2 separate regions of the Homo sapiens genome follow, and region 1 is linked to region 2. Evidence: read pairs that join two places in POLR2A ChIA-PET (ENCODE). Cell type or tissue: Caco-2. All regions are shown on one strand.

Evidence for each region. Peaks named below come from ENCODE experiments on the same cell type or tissue, not always from the same donor. Only the 100,000 strongest peaks of a DNase experiment are listed, where the experiment ranks them.
Region 1: POLR2A ChIA-PET joins it to region 2 with 10 read pairs; 2 of 35 experiments call an interaction of 5 or more read pairs at or near these places.

Annotation. Positions count from the first base shown.
Region 1 is chrX:118,625,974-118,628,473 of GRCh38, forward strand. It overlaps DOCK11 (dedicator of cytokinesis 11), which reads left to right. Exons shown (of 53, transcript NM_144658.4): 33 at 1,531-1,606; 34 at 2,190-2,299. Among named protein-coding and RNA genes, the nearest start is that of IL13RA1, 100 kb to the right of the region's middle. In Caco-2, a CTCF peak has its summit at 1,573; no DNase peak of the experiment used is centred here.
Region 2 is chrX:118,822,564-118,825,063 of GRCh38, forward strand. It overlaps ZCCHC12 (zinc finger CCHC-type containing 12), which reads left to right and starts at 1,261. Exons shown (of 4, transcript NM_173798.4): 1 at 1,261-1,442; 2 at 1,776-1,827; 3 at 2,026-2,150. In Caco-2, no CTCF peak of the experiment used is centred here; a DNase peak (open chromatin) is centred at 1,198; H3K4me3 peaks cover 873 bases.

The sequences.
Region 1 (2,500 bases), 200 kb before region 2:
CACCTCCAAATGTACCCTTTCCACTTGTGCCTTCTAAATTTTTCTCCAAGCCACCAAATATCTCCACTAATCTGTCATTCCAAATCCTTTACTTTTTTTTTTTTTTTTTTGAGACAGAGTCTAAGTCTGTCACCCAGGCTAAAGTGCAGTGGCATGATCTCAGCTCACTGCAATCTCTGCCTCCTGGGTTCAAGTGATTCTCCTGCCTCAGCCTCCTGAGTAGCTGGGACTACAGGCATGCGCCACCACGCCCGGCTAATTTTTTTTGTACTTTTAGTAGAGACGGGGGGTTTCACCATGTTGGCCAAGCTGGTCTTGAAATCCTGACCTCAAGTGATCTGCCTGCCTCAGCCTCCCAAAGTGCTGGAATTATAGGCATGAGCCACTGTGCCCGGTCCCCAAAACCCTTTGCTTTCGTGGTCACCCCTTTTCCAAATATGCTTCAGTTTACCAGTAACCCTATTAAAATACAATGTCCAAATTATACACTTTATAGTCTGCCCAGTGGACTGTTAACTTCTGCCCCCATCCATGTTCTGTATGGCCCAAGATCACCTTTGCACTTTGGCTGGCCACGTAATATTGTTGGGTAGCAGGTTAAACTGTGTCATTTACAGCTTCCTCTGCAAATTCCCCCTATGAAATGCTACAGCCAATTTGTCATGCCTGTCCTGTGTTCCTGAGGACGTTGCTTTTAAGCTTTTCTAGTGGCTTGCTTCCCTGTGACTCCCAGTCATGTCAACTGGCTGAATGTGGATACTACACCTACCTGAGTGTCAGGCTGGTCTCACTTTACAAATACAGTATCTCATGCTTATGCTCCCTCCACATAGATTTGACAGCATTATTTGGAAATATTTCACTTCTCTGTATTCTTTGCAGCTCAAGTTTCCCTAGGGCTTCTGGTCACACACCTTCTTCTAGCATTGCCCTGGTTCTAAGGAGGAGAACTGAATCATGTTAAGACTTTACCAGGCTGGGCGCCGTGGCACATGCCTGTAATCCCAGCACTTGGGGAGGCCAAGGCAGGAGGATCACTTGAGTCCAGGAGTTTGAGACCAACCTAGGCAACATGGGAAAACCCCATCTCTAAAAAAATGAAAAATTAGCTGGGTGTGGTGGTGTATACCTGTAGTCCTGGCTAATCTGGAGGCTGAAGTGAGAGGGTCACTTGAGCCCAGGAGGTTGAGGCTACAGTGAGCTATGATCATGCCACCGCACTCTAGCCTGGACTACACAGCAAGACCCTGTCTCAGAAAACGAAAACAAAAAAGACTGTACCAGTTGCAGCTGTACCAGTTGCAGCTATCTAGAATTATGTCACTTGGCTAGAGGTCATGGTTACAACAGTATGCTAGTAGCTTTTTTTTTTTAAAAAAGAGTCACCTAAATACTAATTACTAGTATCTGATTTAGACTTTCACAGTGAGCTTTGTTTAAAATCAATGTAACATTTTATTCTGTTAATTCAGATTTCTTATCCTATATACGAATTTGTTTAAATGACACAGGTATCATATTCTGTTACAGGCATCCAGAGATGAGTTTCCATGTGGCTTTACTTCACCTGCCAATAGAGGGAGTCTGAGCACTGACAAAGACACCGGTAATTAAACCTTTTGGAGATGATACATTGCGTGGGTGTTTAGACATGTACCCTCTACTTCTCAGTATTTTTGATATATTTCATAATAAAGACCATACATAGCTTGATCTCTACTAAAGTTTAATTAAAATCTGACTTATACTTGCAGTCAAATTTATTTGCCTAGGTTTCCTTGTCTAAGCTTATTTAGAACATAGCTTGGCATACTGAGAAAATAGAGGATAATGAGAAAAATACTGGTTTCCACTCTTCTTATCTGTCACCAGTTTTAAGCCAGATACTCCCATCTATGGGCTCAAGTTTCCTTGTCTATAAAATTGTCTTTTAAATTGTGTGGCTTTATTTTACGGCTTCCAAGGAATTTCTTGTCATTTTGTACATGCTAAAGTGTTTTGAAAGGTGAAAAGTTGCTTCACTTTTACATGGTTTCTTATGGTGTTTTGATATAATAAACTTCACATTTTAGATGTCCAAGATCTATTCCCTACATTAATGTCTCTACTTAAATTAGTTCCGTACTTTTTAAATATTTCTGACAGTTCCCCCTCTTGCCAACAAGGGCTTGACTTTTTTTTTTCCCCAGCTTATGGGTCTTTTCAAAATGGACATGGAATTAAGAGAGAAGATTCAAGAGGTTCCCTCATCCCAGAAGGAGCAACAGGATTTCCAGATCAGGGCAACACTGGTGAAAATGTAAGAACTTAAATATATAGGATGACCCTAGTGACACATTAGCCTGCAACAATTTTTTTATAGTATAAATATGAGCATCTGTACTCACCTGTAGTCCATCCTGGCTCTGCGAAAAGCATCCCATAATTCTTAGATATTTTAGCAGTATCTTCCTATAGTGGCAGCTGCTACTTCAATGTCTTAAACTATTTATAGAGAATA
Region 2 (2,500 bases):
ACACCTGCAAAGACCATTTTACTTTATAAGGTAACATTTACAGGTTTCAGGGATTAGGACTTGATACATTTGGGTGGCCATTATTTAGCTTCATACAGAGTCCGAAATCTTTGCATACAATTTCAGGAAGATCATGGATTCCAGGTAGGCACATCTGCTCTGGAGTTGCATTTCACCACAGATACCTGTGGACAGATATTGGAGACAGGCTCATTTACTTATTCACAAACCTTGCTACAACTCAGAACCAACCGCAGCGCCGGTTAAAAATACTAAATACAAAACCACATCACAACCGCTAGTCCTAGTAAATCTGAATCCACCAGAGTTGGGGCCCAGAGCCTACATTTCTTTTCTTTTCCTTTTTTTTTTTTTTTTTTTTTTTTTTTTTTTTTTTTTGAGAGGGAGTCTTGTTCCCTTGCCAGGCTGAAGTGCAGCGGTGCGATCTTGGTTCACTGCAACCTCCGCCTCCCAGGTTGGAGAGATTCTCTAGCCTCAGCCTCCCAAGTAGCTGGGATTACAGGCACGCGCCATCATGCCCAGCTGATTTTTTTTTTTTTTTTTGTCTTTTTAGTAGAGACGGGGTTTCAACATGTTGGCCAGGATGGTCTCGATCTCTTGACCTCGTGAGCCGCCCGCCTCGGCCTCCCAAAGTGCTGGGATTTCAGGCGTGAGCCACCATTCCCGGCCAGAAGACTGCATTTCTAACAAGCTCCCCCAAATGACTCTGATGTCTTGCCCCCATACTTGAATGGGTATTGGTTGAGAGCCTTGTTCTCCAGCTCTCCTCTCTGTTAAATGGACATACTGCTACTTCTTTCACAGTAAAAGAGGAGATGTGTGTGAAAGCCTGTTTCCGCAATGCACGTGCTAATGCTCTTCCCGCCCCTTCCCCTCTTCCCCGTCTTTTCCCTATACCAAGGTGAAGAACTTTTATTATTCACTTGATTTTGGACCCACTTCGTGTTTAATGCACCTGGCCTAAGATGCAGAGTTGAGCCCAGGGAGAAGGGACGGGTTGGGGGAGGAAGAAAGAGTCGCAAATTCCCAGGCAGATTGGCTCCATCGGTCTAATCAAGCTGCACTTGACGCTCCGCGGGCCTGCTGCGCCCCCGCCCCCTCAGGCGAAAACTCGCCTCTGCCCAAGGCTGTGCGGGGCGTCCGCCCCCGCACTTCGCTGATTGGCCGCACTAGCCCGCTCGTCACGCTCTTTTGTCTCAGCTGGCAGAGGATAAAAGCCGCCGCGGCTGCCTTAGGAACGGCGCTGCCTCGTCTCTGCTACCCCTGGTTGGGCGGCCCTGCGAAGCAGCTCCTTCGGGCAGCCCCGGGTCGCTTAGCGGCCAAGGAGGCTTCAGTTCTTTGCCGCCTGCAAGGCGGAGACCAGAAGGCGGAATCCACAGCTGGCGACGCGGGAGCATCTGCTGTCCACCAGCGGAGCACAGGTAAAGAATGGGGGTGTGATTGCCCGGCGGGGAGAGGGGTGGGGGAAGACCCACCAGTACTGGGCGGCTCCCAGCTTGGAGAATCGGTGACTGTGAGGCAGGGGTAGGAGTACTCTCGTGGCCCGGCTGCGCTGAGGGAGGAGGTGGGGTTCACCTGGATACTGCGGGCTAGGTAGGATTTGCCTGGATTTGGGGGTGGGAGGAGAGGCGAGGAGTAGCGGGGGGAGGAATCTCGAGCTGTTTGCTTCGAACATCCTTTGCATCTCCTCATCTCTTTCTGGGAGGAATATGTGGGTGGGTGTGTCCAACTCCTATTCCCTTTCTCCGTGGCAGGCCATCAAAGCCGCATCTGAACTTGAATTCTGTGCAGCTGATTGCAGAGCTGGTAGGCCGACGGCTTCCCGGGGGAAATGTAATGCTGGAGGGTGGGGGGCTGGTCTCTGGCTTATAGTCAGGAGGGGGCAGAGAGAATTTTTCGCCTGGCAACAGCGGAGGTGGTGGGTAGCAGGATGACGGGTGAAGCTGCTTCTAACCCTTCCCTTCTCTGGCCTTCTCCGCTGTGGCGCAATCTTGAAACCTCAAGGACCCGGATCTGCGACCCCCTGTGGACAGAGGTTGACCGTACCCCGGAGAGGAGCTTTCTCACGGAGGGCACTGGTTGCAGAGGCTGGAAGTGAAATAAAGACGCGCTCTTGTTTCAGAGTTCGTGTAAGAATCTGAGAAATAACAAGGGGGACGGGCGTGGGGGGCACTTTGAGAAGGGGGTGTGGTTGAGACCAGAGACCATGAGGTTAATGAGATCTTATTTTATTTCCACAAATCTGCGATCATTGTACTCTATTTGGAGAGCCCAATATCAGCTCCAGACACTGCTACACCTAGAATTTGAAGCAACAGTTACCGTCCCTCTTGGAGGACTGGTGGGAGGGATGGATGTGGCTGCAAAAAGCACCTTGCTAGCACGCAGGCATCGGGTAGCTCTGGGAGGTTGTAAGTGTCAATCTCCTACAGGATTATTTTTAGGGTAGTGGGCAAATATAAAATGTACTGCAGGATAT